Regions from separate parts of the Homo sapiens genome. Here region 2 is linked to region 1. A link is a contact called in ENCODE Hi-C or POLR2A ChIA-PET data. All regions are on one chromosome and are shown on one strand. Each heading gives the region's core, a stretch centred on a gene start or an enhancer-like site at or near the end of the contact. The rest is flanking DNA. Distances are from core to core; before and after follow the strand shown.

Evidence for each region. Hi-C counts contacts between places; a loop is a spot of excess contacts on that map. ChIA-PET counts read pairs that join two places held with the same protein, here RNA polymerase II (POLR2A). Pooled maps may share reads with other maps.
Region 2: a pooled map shows a loop between it and region 1 (4-fold over the local background). The contact joins the enhancer-like site here to the promoter of NSD1 in region 1. A Hi-C loop is called at or near these places in 7 of 50 pooled maps. POLR2A ChIA-PET finds 5 or more read pairs at or near these places in 5 of 52 experiments (OCI-LY7, T-cell, WTC11 and 2 more).

The regions. Positions count from the first base shown.
Region 1 is chr5:177,130,086-177,136,386 of GRCh38, forward strand. NSD1 (nuclear receptor binding SET domain protein 1) reads left to right here and starts at 3,688. Exons shown (of 23, transcript NM_022455.5): 1 at 3,688-3,867; 2 at 5,002-5,945. The coding sequence starts at 5,019. RefSeq lists enhancers at 2,679-3,230, 2,723-3,017, 3,231-3,784, 3,785-4,336, 4,337-4,890 and 1 more and silencers at 3,054-3,723, 3,804-3,963, 4,024-4,323.
Region 2 is chr5:177,386,053-177,392,353 of GRCh38, forward strand. SLC34A1 (solute carrier family 34 member 1) reads left to right here. Exons shown (of 13, transcript NM_003052.5): 3 at 1-84; 4 at 169-297; 5 at 371-514; 6 at 1,710-1,821; 7 at 1,942-2,137; 8 at 2,225-2,320. Among named protein-coding and RNA genes, the nearest start is that of SLC34A1, 4.8 kb to the left of the region's middle. RefSeq lists enhancers at 3,083-4,282, 3,323-6,136, 3,368-3,417, 3,558-3,607, 4,858-4,937 and 2 more. Within about 2 kb of position 3,884, at least 15 of the 41 ENCODE cell types and tissues checked have a DNase peak (open chromatin) inside an H3K27ac peak, as active enhancers do; they include OCI-LY7, where a contact is called at or near this core.

The sequences.
Region 1 (6,301 bases), core at 2,438-4,937:
AGGCCCATCATACCAGGTGAGAGTTAAGGTGCTGACACCTTGCATGAGGGCTTAGTCTCTTGGACCTCAATTCTTCGTAGGGCTGGTGAAGGGTCATAGGAACGACTGTATGTGAAGTGCCCAGGACAGTGTCCAGTACACTAGTACAGACCCAGCAAGTGTTTACTGATTCTTATCTCAGTCCTAAGGATGGGAGTCACAGGCCCAGAAAAGGTCCCTGGATTGAGACAACCAGCCAGAGGAGAGCTGAGTGTACATCCCAGGCCCCCACCCTACAGGGACACAGTCCTCTCCCTTCTGCCCCCACTCAAGGAGTCAGTGTCCTTGTGAGAATCTATGGCGCTGTGGATCTTCTCAACCTAGTGCTGGCACACATGAGATGCTTGGCCAGGGCCTGCCAGATGGGGAGGCTGGAGATGGGTCGGCTGTGATTGAGACCTCTGTGGCCAAGTTTTACTCTAAGAGGCAGGTAAGGCCCTCAGGGGTTATCCCAGAGAAGTCTGAGAGGTTTTCCCTGGGGTCCTGGTCTTCTCCCCCAGACCTGTCAGCAAGCAGTTCATCCCCAGCTGCCAATCTCCTTTTGGCCCTCAGTCTTCCAGAGGAGCTGGGAGGTGGGAGAGAGGGGTTCTGCAGGGCAGTGTTGTTCAGAGGTGAGCTTTGGAAGAAACTGTTGTCTCAACCCTATTTTCACACCATAGCACCTTTATTTAACTGTCTTTTCCCGAGGCCAGGATCTCATCTTTTGTTTCCCCAGCACTCAGCACACTGCCTGGAATGCAGGAAATGGTTGCTGAATGAAGCGATGAATTACATTTCAGCACTCATCAAGTGCTCAGCCTATAACTAAGTCTGAGTGTAGGCTGCTAACACTTAGACCTTTACCTTACAGAATCTTCGCAGCCAGTGCTGTGCATTGGAAGTTGCAGATGGGGAAACTGAGGCTCAGGACTGTTAAGTGACTAGTTCAAGGCAGGTCTCAGGCCCTCAGGATGGTTAGTGGCAAAGTAAAGGACTGGGAGGAGCATTGATGAATTGGGGCAATTGGCAGAGGAGTAACTGTCAGTCAAAATGATTGGCTCAAATTATTAGGTGTGAAGAAGGAACCAGTCAGAGCTTGCCTGTTGAGTCGAATTGCCCAGATGGGATTAGCAGGGTGAGTGACCCTAGCAGAACAAAGAGCTGGCCCTTGTAGGTATAGACTCGACTTTTCTCTGGTTGGTCCCAACACATAGACAACTACCAACCTGACTTTGCACCTGAGAATCTTCAGGGTACCTCAGACTCTTCAACAGAAGGAGCCTCCCTGAGGTCACAGCCCTCTCATCAGTCCCGTTCCAGTGGGCACTTTCCCTCTAACAAAGCCCACTTGCTGTCTTGGCAGGGTCTGCATCCGGCACTTGCAGACATGTGCTAAGGGCCTGTTGACTTGGGAGCCTCCATCACTGGACTGTGGGCCTTGGAGAGCAAAAGGGTAAGAGCATCTCGAGCTCCACGCCTGCTGGGCCAGTCGCTGGCTGAAGGCAGGGGAAGGATGGAGTTTAGCTGGCCAGCACTAATGTCACACAGGGCAACGCCAAAAATGGCCTTTCTCCCAGGTGGGCTCAAAGTTAACAGAAGGCAGTGAGTAAACAGTCCACTGGGGCAATAACTATGCACATTTACTAAGCCATGGGAAGAATAGTAGTCACGTGGCCCTCGAGGGCGGTGCCCTCAGCTTGAGATGGAGTTAACTCCAAATCTAATCACAGAAGGCTTTCTGGAGGAGGCGGAATTTTTATGGCGGCCGGATCCGGCTTTCTCTGAACAGCGAGAAGGCGCTTAGCGCCCTAGGGACCAGGTAACTCCTGAGGTGAGCTTCTTGGTGGGGATCAAGCCCAGGGGGCGACGGAGTCCGGGCTGGGGGAAGGGCCCGAGGGGCTGGAGTCGCAAGTTCAGGCCCAGCTTGGGCTCCCTGTCCCGCCCTTCCGCTGTCTTGGGGGATTGGACGCCACGCGGTCGTGCTAGATTCGGTGCTGCGGGCCCGGTGCAGGATGCAGGCCGTGAGGCCCCAGGCCGAGGGCTGCGCCAGCGGGCTTGTCCCGGCCAGCCGGGCGGTCCCGTGTCCCGGCGCAGCTCCGCTGGGGTCCAGATGCCCGGCCCTCAGGGGCGAGGCGCGCACTCCCCGGGGAACCGGGCTGCGGAGCAGGCGGCCCGCTCTGGGCGGCGGTGGCACGAGAGGGCCATCTGCCTGGGTGCCGAGAACTGCAGCGTCCGCGGTGCGAGGCGCGGCCCGTCCCGTCCCGGCCCCCAGCCCGGCGCGCACGCACATACCCACGCCGGCCGGCGCCCGCTGCCCGAGCCCCCGTGCCAGGCCCAGACCTTGACTAGGCGCGGGAGGCGGTGCAGGGACTAGAGGACCCCCTCCCCCGGCGTTCCCCTCGCCCCGCCCGAGGCTGCGAGGACCCCTGGGCTCGGGGGTGGTGAGGGAGCTTCGTCCCGGCTGGGCCCGGGCTGGGGACTCGGCCTCCCTGGGCGGGGGCCGCACGGCTGCAGGCCGAGGTGCGGACGCGCTGTCAGGCTGCAGCCCGGCTCGGTGCCGGGGGTGGGCTCAGCGCTGGGGTCGCCTGGCTTCGTTCCCCCGCGGAGGCCACGGCCGGGCGAGCAGTGCCGGGGCGGGTAACCCGACCCGGCTCCCCAGAGCCGCTCACCCCGCACGGCCCGGCAAGGGGAGGGAGAGGGATGGGGGGAGGGGGAAGGGAAGGGGTGGTGGGTGAGGGGCTGTGGGCACCGCAGGGCCGAGTCCCCGGCCCGTCTGCGCTGCTGTAGGGCGGCTGCCCGCGGCACCCGGGACGATCCAGCCTCTGCCTCGCGGGCGTCGAGCCTGAGACAGGAGGGAGCCCTGGGGCTGCACAGGCTTGGCTCAGGGAGGCAGACCCGAGCTGCTGCCTCCATTTTGTTTCCTGCTCAGCTTGGTCTGTGGTGGTGGTGGTGGTGGTGGTGTGGGTTTGGGGTGCGGCCGGGTAGGGGGTTCGCCTGCGGCCGCGTCTGCTCGGGGCCTGAGGCCTCGAAGACCCCAGCCCAAGCCCCCAGGTGAGCCCTGCGGCAGGAGGGGGGTTGCCTTGGCCTCGGGCCGAACCCAGCGGGCTGAGGGCAGGTGCCCAGTGGATGGGGAGCCTGGGCTGTAACCTAAGATGGAGGCCGGGACTGACGCGGGCCCGAGCAGGGCTGGCGGGACGATCGGACAGGCCTCAGCCGCGCCAGGTGCCGCCTGGGTTGGGGTTCGAGACGCGTAGGGTGCGGGAGCCGTGTGCGGCCCGAGGCCAGCGCCGTGCCCCGAGGTAGGTGAGGGGATCGGAATGCCACCCACGACGCCCGCAGGCCCCGACACTCCAAGGAGGCGCGCGAGGCCCCTGGGGAGCCCGCCTCAGGCCCCGCCCGGGCAGCCGGGCCGGCCCGTAGGCCCCGGCCGCGAGCGGGCGCGCAGGGGGAGGGGAGGGGGCGGCAGCGGCAGCTCCGCTGATTGGGCGGCGCTCTCACAAGCCCGACTTCACCCGCCCTGAACCCCGAAGAGTGAGAGAAGGGAACGCGCGCGCTCGGTGGGGGAAGGGGTGCGCGCGCACTCGGGGCCCAGCCGCACGCGGGCCGGCGCGAGGCGCTCGGTCGCACGCGCGGCCGCGGGGGCGCGCGCGGTGGGGGTGTGAGGAGGAGGAGGCGGCGGCGGAATAGGCCGGGGCAGGTCGCGCTCGCTGCCTTCTCCCCTGAAGAGAGACGCGGGGGGAGGGGGGTGCGGCGAGCGGCCCCGCTCTCTCCCCACCGCTCCGCTCGCACCCCAGTGTAATGAGGGTCACCCCCTCCCCCCAGCTGGCCCGGGAGGGGGCGCGGGGCACGGTAACTAGTGCGCTGGGGTGGGCGGCGGGCAGGCGCGAGGAGAAGGGAGGGAGGAGGGTGGCCGGGCGGGGAAGATGGTGGTGGCCGTAAGGTGAGGGGCTCGGGGGAGGGCCAGGCGCGATGCGGGGTTGGTGGCCGGCGGCGCTGCAGCCGCCGGCCTCCTCCCCCTCCCCCTCCTCCATCACTACCAGCCGGGCTCAGGCCTAGCTGGCCGGGCTGCCGCGAACTTCCTCCCGGCGCGGCCCGTGCCCCGCCGGCCGCCTGCGAACACCTCGGCCTCCGCCTCCCCTCAGGTAGCAGGCTGCGGGGCGCGGGGCCGGCTGCCCTCCCGCAGCAAACTTTGCTTGCTGCTGAATATTGATGAGAGCGATCGGCTCGGCTGGGAGGTGCTGCCGCGGCTGCGGGAAGGAGCGCGGCCCGGGCAGGCGGCGGCGGCGTCGGCAGCAGCCATGTTTTTCGAGCTGTAGCAGCTGCTGCTACCCTGACTGGGCTTCGCTGGCCGCCTCGGTTTCTCCCTCTGCCGGGTCCAGGCCTCTTCGCCCTGCAGCTGCGGATCCAGCAGGCCTGCATTCAGGAAGGCGAGCTCTGGGGTGCAGCCGCCTCGGCCGGCTCGCCTGCGGCCTGCGCACCGCCGCTGCAAAGGCTCCGGCGCTGGCTGGGCGCAGGGTGCAGCGCTATTGTGACCGCTGCGCCCTAGCGAGCCAGGAAGGGGGGGGTACCTTTTTGTGCAGGGTCCAGGAGCCCCCCTCGGACCCCGCAGCCTTTTGCTTTTGAGAGATCCAGCTGCTCGACCCCTGGCGAGGGAGGGGGAGGACTAGTCCTGTTTGAGAATTGGGAATTTTGACGGGCAGAGGGGTTTTAATTTTAGTTCATCCCAAGTGTCCACCAGTCTACAGAGGAGGAAAAAGAGACGGGCTGTTTCTATGTAGCAGGATCGGCCCAGCTTCGGGAAAATGGAGTTTTCAGAGGCTCATCGAGGCCATTTTTTCATCTCCAGTCGGGGGAACTTTTTCTGCCCATGGAAGTGCAGCAGAAAGGCATAGAGGCCACTAGGCCTTGAAGTGGCTGCCATTTTAAAGAGTCGAGTCAGATGGCCTATTAACTCAGATTAATTGCTGTGCTTTTGGATTCCAGGTTGATGCCGGCCCAGGATGGATCAGACCTGTGAACTACCCAGAAGAAATTGTCTGCTGCCCTTTTCCAATCCAGTGAATTTAGATGCCCCTGAAGACAAGGACAGCCCTTTCGGTAATGGTCAATCCAATTTTTCTGAGCCACTTAATGGGTGTACTATGCAGTTATCGACTGTCAGTGGAACATCCCAAAATGCTTATGGACAAGATTCTCCATCTTGTTACATTCCACTGCGGAGACTACAGGATTTGGCCTCCATGATCAATGTAGAGTATTTAAATGGGTCTGCTGATGGATCAGAATCCTTTCAAGACCCTGAAAAAAGTGATTCAAGAGCTCAGACGCCAATTGTTTGCACTTCCTTGAGTCCTGGTGGTCCTACAGCACTTGCTATGAAACAGGAACCCTCTTGTAATAACTCCCCTGAACTCCAGGTAAAAGTAACAAAGACTATCAAGAATGGCTTTCTGCACTTTGAGAATTTTACTTGTGTGGACGATGCAGATGTAGATTCTGAAATGGACCCAGAACAGCCAGTCACAGAGGATGAGAGTATAGAGGAGATCTTTGAGGAAACTCAGACCAATGCCACCTGCAATTATGAGACTAAATCAGAGAATGGTGTAAAAGTGGCCATGGGAAGTGAACAAGACAGCACACCAGAGAGTAGACACGGTGCAGTCAAATCGCCATTCTTGCCATTAGCTCCTCAGACTGAAACACAGAAAAATAAGCAAAGAAATGAAGTGGACGGCAGCAATGAAAAAGCAGCCCTTCTCCCAGCCCCCTTTTCACTAGGAGACACAAACATTACAATAGAAGAGCAATTAAACTCAATAAATTTATCTTTTCAGGATGATCCAGATTCCAGTACCAGTACATTAGGAAACATGCTAGAATTACCTGGAACTTCATCATCATCTACTTCACAGGAATTGCCATTTGTAAGCAGTTTTTGGTACAACTTAAATATATACATATATGTATATATACAGGCCACTTAAAGGGAAACTTGTAACAAATTTGTTTTTGGTTGCTTATCAGTTCACAGCTGAAATCCTATTGCTAATCATAAGCTTTGGGCAAAATTTTACTTTGATTTTTAAATTTATCTCTGTTGTATGAATTTGGTTGTTTTAAGCTTTTTCCAAATAACTCTTCATTGAGAGTAGGCTAATGCTTTTAAAGGCATTTGATTGAGTTCAGGTTTAATTTCTCAAGTTGGAGGTATACATATATGATTAAAAAAAAAAAAAAAAGATGGGTTTTGGCCTGCCAGCACCATGAGTGCAGGTGAACC
Region 2 (6,301 bases), core at 2,634-5,133, 260 kb after region 1:
AGCACACCTGCCCCTGTGGGGAGGTCCTGGAGCGCCATGAACCACTGCCTGCCAAGCTGGCCCTGGAGGAGGAGCAGAAGCCAGGTGGGCCTGGGCTGGGGGTGGCAGAGGCGGCAGCAGTCCCTGCCCTGGCCTCTGCCCACTATGCTCATGGCTTCCCCCATCCAGAGTCCAGGCTGGTCCCCAAGCTGCGCCAGGCTGGCGCCATGCTGCTCAAGGTGCCACTGATGCTCACCTTCCTCTACCTCTTCGTCTGCTCCCTGGACATGCTCAGCTCGGCCTTCCAGCTGGCTGGAGGTAGGGCCCGGGTGGAGGAGACCTGGGAGGGGTTCCTGAAGGGCCTTGGACAACGCTGGCTCATGCTCCCCAGGGAAGGTGGCTGGTGACATCTTCAAGGATAACGCCATCCTGTCCAACCCGGTGGCCGGGCTGGTGGTGGGGATCCTGGTGACCGTGCTGGTGCAGAGCTCCAGCACCTCCACATCCATCATCGTCAGCATGGTCTCCTCTGGCTGTGAGTTGGCCCACCAGGGTGGGGAAGAGCTTGGAGGGGCACCCCAGGAGCTGGGAAGGGTGGCAAATGGGGAGCGTGACCCCAGTAAGGCTGGCCTCCATTCAGCTTGACTCCTGTATCAGCCAGGGACATGAGAGGAGCCCAACTGTAGCTGTATGTGACCCAGATGATTTATGGCAAGGAACTGGCTTCCCCGATGGTAGTTTGTCTGGGCAAGTCAGGAATCCGTAGGCCAGGGCATTGGAAGGGCAGGCGGGAACTCTCAGGTGGGCGCCGACACTGCAGTCCAGACAGGGCAGCGTTTCTCCTTTCTCAGGGAAGCCTCAGTTCTGCTTGAGGCCTTTCATTCTATTGGATTAGGCTGACCCAGGTTACCAAGGATAATCTCCTTTTCTTAAAGTCAGCTGACTGTAGACGTGAATTGCATCTACAAAACACCTTACAGAACACCCAGGCTAGTGTTGGGTTGAATAACTGGGTACCACAGCCTAGCTAAGTTGACACATAAAACTAACCATCACTGGCCGGGCGCAGTGGCTCATGCCTGTAATCCCAGCACTTTGGGAGGCTGAGGGGGGCAGATCACGAGGTCAGTAGATCGAGACCACCCTGGCTAACACGGTGAAACCCTGTCTCTACTAAAAATACAAAAAAAAAAAACAACAAAAACCAAAAAGCATTAGCCAGGCGTGGTGGCAGGTGTCTGCAGTCCCAGCTACTCAGGAGGCTGAGGCAGGAGAATGGCATGAACCCAGGAGGCAGAGCTTGCAGTGAGCCGAGATCATGCCACTGCACTCCAGCCTGGGCGACAGAGCGAGACTCTGTCTCAAAACAAACAAACAAAAAAACTAACCATCACACTCTGGGGCATGTGTGCACACACAAGCACAAATCTCTATTTGCACATAGGACATGAGCCCACGAGCCCTCATAACGAAGGCCTCACACGCACACACGTTCACATCCATACACCATGTGCAGCACGTGTACATCTACTCGCATGGATGAATGCACACACCTGTAAACGCACAGCCCGTGCCCACATGCACCTGTGACGCCAACGTTAGGCAGACTCAGCAGCATGGCAGGAGCGGCCACTGGGGACTGGGACGTGGGTGGGGGGCCTGACAGGAGTTGTGGTGGTGCAGGAGCTGGGTGACCGTCAAATTCATTAGGACGTCTTCTCTTCTACCAGTGCTGGAGGTGAGCTCTGCCATCCCCATCATCATGGGCTCCAACATCGGCACCTCTGTCACCAACACCATCGTGGCCCTGATGCAGGCGGGGGACAGGACTGACTTCCGGCGGTGAGGGGGGCTGGGGGTTGGGGGCTCGTGCCTGGGGGAGGACAGCCCCAGATGCCAGGAACCCCAGGCGTGACTGTGCACTGGCTCGAGCCTGCCTTGCAATGTGGCCTCCCTGCCCAGGGCCTTCGCGGGGGCCACGGTGCATGACTGCTTTAACTGGCTGTCAGTGCTGGTCCTGCTGCCCCTGGAGGCTGCCACTGGCTACCTGCACCACATCACTCGACTTGTGGTGGCCTCCTTCAACATCCATGGTGGCCGTGATGCTCCTGACCTGCTCAAGATCATCACAGAGCCCTTCACGAAGCTCATCATCCAGGTGACAGCAGGGCCTGGCATGGGGTGAGGGTGGGGGTAACAAGGGACCCAGCCTCCTTCACTCCCCCTGCCCACATCTTGCCCACAGCTGGACGAGTCTGTGATAACCAGCATTGCCACTGGTGATGAGTCCCTGAGGAACCACAGTCTCATCCAGATCTGGTGCCACCCAGACTCCTTACAGGTGAGTCCCAGGCCTAACCCCAGGTAAGAGGACTCCCTCTTCAGACTCTTGGTTTCATTGTCTGTTCAAAATGCTCCAGATAGACCTTGAAGATCATTTAGCCAGGAGAGGGCAAATATGTGGCCCTTCTACTGTGCTTACAGTTAACATTGCTAATTCCTCCCAACTTCCCACATCGCCTTAGGCAGACATCACCAATCAATTAAAGTTGTTATGTAATTGATCTAGCCCAGTGGTTCTTGAAGTGTGGTCCCAGGCCAGCATCTTGTGTGCCGTGTGGGAACCTATTAGAGATGCAAATCACCCTGCCCTTCCCTAGACCTACTGAATCTGGAAACCCCTGGGAGCGGGGCCAATGGCCTATGCTTCAGCAGTTCCTCTAGGTGTGCTCAGTGCTCAAGTTTGAGAACCGCTGATCCAGCGCAACCCTTGGGTTTCACAGGTAGAGACACAGGTTCAGAGAGGCTAAGAAACGTGCCAGAGCTTATCCTACCATGTCAGGGCCTGAGCACCCTAGAGGGGTTAGTGACTCAGCTGGGCCATGTTTTGGGACCCAGGTAACGTGGGGAAGAGGCAGAGTGCTATAAGGATACCAAGGAAAGTAACAGGAAGGTGAGCTGCGTGGAGAACTCCTTGGAGATGTTAACAGCCGCTTGTGCTGGCATCGGGGGTTCCTTCTCCTGGAGACTGCCACAGGCGGGAGTCCCTTGTCCTTCTGCACTGTTTCTGCTGCTTCTAATACTGGGAAGATCTGTTTGAATCAAGTGGATGCTCATGGACCACCCATTATGCCAGGCTGATGAGGAAGCAGGCAATTAGCACACTTCCTTACTCAGCTGTGAAAAGGCAAATGCTTCATCCAAACCACAATGCACCATATTTGCTTCTCCCTGATGCTTGCATGTGAGACATAACTCCATTTACAATGAGATACGAGGAAATCCAAGCCACAGCACAGCACAGCACAGCACAAGCCCTTCCCCTTCCCCTTCCCCTTCCCCTTCCCCTTGCTGCTTCTTGTGACTGGACCTTTACCCTGGTGCGAACAGAAAACACTCATCTGACTCGCCCTGCGATGCTCCTTTGCATCTGAAGTTGCTCCAGCTCAGCCTCTGAGTGTTCAAAGCAGCCTTACATAAAAAAAAACCCCTGCGGGCAGCTTTTACGCTGACTTCATGACCTCTTTAATACATCAACCACTTTCTCACGAGCTCTCTGAGCACTCTTAGTGCTCTCTGACTCACCACAAGCCTCTCTACTTCATAGCAAAATCTGGAAGGGAGAGAAATCACACACTTTGATCTTCGCAAAAAGCAAGCCATGGAAGACAGCTCTGTTCCTCACTGCCCCTGAGCTCCCTGCCGGCCACCTACTGCAGCTTCCGGCAGATCTCAACCAGCAGCCTCCACGTCCTCACTTGAAGTCATCCTCACCCAGGTTCACTCTGGGGAGGCCGCCCTTGGGCCTTTCTCTACGGCTGCAGCTGACACTTGTCCAGCTGGTTTCTCTTCCTCACTCTACCAGGAAATGCTTTCCTTAAACGCTTTCTGCAGGGCAGGGTCTCATTTCCTCGGCTTGGAGAGTAGCTGGTGGGTGGGACCCAAGCTCTCACTTTCATCCCCTTTCTGGGACAGCGCCCCGAAGGAGTGTGACTCACACAGCAGTGGATGTGCTTGGTCTTGCAAAGTGTGAAGTGCGTCCTGGCTCTTCCTGCCCAAAGACGGGCCACAGAGTCTCCCCGTGCTCCCTTCCAACCTGTTCCCATTGACGCCAACTTTCACCATGCTGGACCTGAACCAGCCCGAAACAGTCTCCAGGGAAGCTATGCACCAGGGAGAGGAGGCAAGTCCAAGGCCTACCAGATGGGGAAAGCAGCAGCAGCGGCAGTTGAGTGATCAGACACTTGAGTCTCCCGGGACCCTGACACCGTCCTGGGAATCACCTTCTTATGTGGCCACACTGTGGACTGTCAACTATACCTGCCTGGATTAAACAAGCATCTTTTGAGGACTTGCAACCTGGGAGGCAGGGATTATCACGTCCCCATTTTACAGACGAGGAGCACTGAGCCCCAGAGAAGTGCAGTGGCTTGCCCAAGTCCATGTAATTGAGGTAGGATACAAATCCTGGTAGAATCCTGACTATCTCGTTGCCTCTCTCACTCACCGGTCTGACATTCTACTATGTATGTCTGCTTCCCATGCTGCCCATCAGGCCTGAAGGCCACCAGGTGACCATAGCCACGTGGAGACGACTCCAGAGATAGCGGGTGTTGCTCTAAGGAGAAGTTCTCCTTTTCGCCACCAGGTGGTGCTGCTGGCACAGTGCTCTCCCTCGGCTTCCAGAAGAACAAAGGCCCTAGAGCTCCCCTTCCTCTGAGGGGGAAACTGCTGCGCTGGCCCACATCCTGACAGTCTCCTGTGAGCTTAATCACCTCCTTCAGTCCCCAGAAGGGGCCTCTTTAATTTAGGGTGTCCCTATAGGCACTTAAATCCCAACTCCCTCTTCCAAAATGCTTCCAACTAGCCCCTGGGAAAAGGTGGGTAGCATTATGGACTTCATGCTGCAGAGGAGGAAACTGAGGCCCAGAGAGGCTAAGTGTTTGCTCTGGTGACACACAGCTGGGAACGGCTCAGCTGGGGTATGGGCCCAGGGCTGTCCACAGGCCCATTCTGTTCTTCCCACAGAGCCCACCACCCGCTTCAGGCCCCTCCAGCCTCTCCTACCCCACCCCAGGCCCAGGCAGGGATGGGCACATCTTGGGAAGATGCCCCCAGATCCTGGGCCTCCCAGCTCTTTTATCTAAGCTGGAGTTTCCATCTTCTCCCTCTGCCCCACAGGGAAGCCCCAGGGCCTGCTCCCTCCCGGCAGTTCACTCTCTGCCTGGCTTTGTCCCTCCTGCCAGCTTTACCTTCCTCTCTTGTACTTTAGGGTCTCTGGGCTCCCAGCCAGGGCCACACAGTCCCAGGCAAGAAGGTCAAGGTTCTAAAAACCCAGAGGGCTTGGCCCTGCTGCTGCCTCTGCCAGCCCTAAGTTGGGACCCCAGTAAAGTTCCCCATTCTCCTCCAGCCTTCGCAGGGTCCCACAGTCCTCCCCACAGAGACCACTGGGCCCAGCCCAGGTTAGGTCAGTGGGGCACACGTTGACCAGGCACCTACTCATTCAAGGGGTTGTCTGCTACCTCAGCATCCAGGCTGGGTACTCCCAGGAAGGTCCAGCAGGCTCCTCCCCAACAGGGCTAGGGTTCTCAGGTTCATCTGCAGGGGCCACTGGTCCTGACCTAGGAAGTCAGTCACACACACAGCCTCCCAACCATGTGATCCTGAACGGGCCCAGCGAGGGAGAGGGTCACTCCATATCAGAAGACAGTTTACCGAAGGCTCATGATGAGCCAAGCCCTGTGATGAGCGCTTTAAACACATTCCCCCTGTAACCTTTACAGCAGCTCCTCTATTATCCTGCGTTAGAGAAAACAGGCTCTGAGAGGTGGCATGGCTTACCCAGGGTGGTTGGTATAAGAAGCAGGATTTGAACTCAGATCTGCCTAACAGCAAACACCTGGCTCTCTCTCTCCCTTACCCTCGCAGCAGTTACCGTTGCTTTCCCAGCCTGGTTTTCTCATCTAGCCCATCGCAGCCTATTTTTTCCAGGCTTCTTGGCCTGCCATTCAGGCCCAGTCTTGATGGGTCCCCAAGGCCCTGATGTGGCGAACTGGGAGCACAGAAGAGCACATTGCCCCATTCAAGGGAGCACATCCCGCTAAAATAAACCCGGATGTTACACCAGACGCCATAAAAGTTCTTACCTTGGCCAGCATGGTGGCTCACACCTGTAATCCCAGCACCTTGGGAGGCCGAGGTGGGTGAATCACCTGAGGTCAGGAGTTCGAGATCAGCCTGGCCAACATGGCGAAACCCCATCTCTACTAAAAATACAAAAAATTAGCTGGGCGTGGTGGCAGGGGCCTGTAACCCTAGCTAC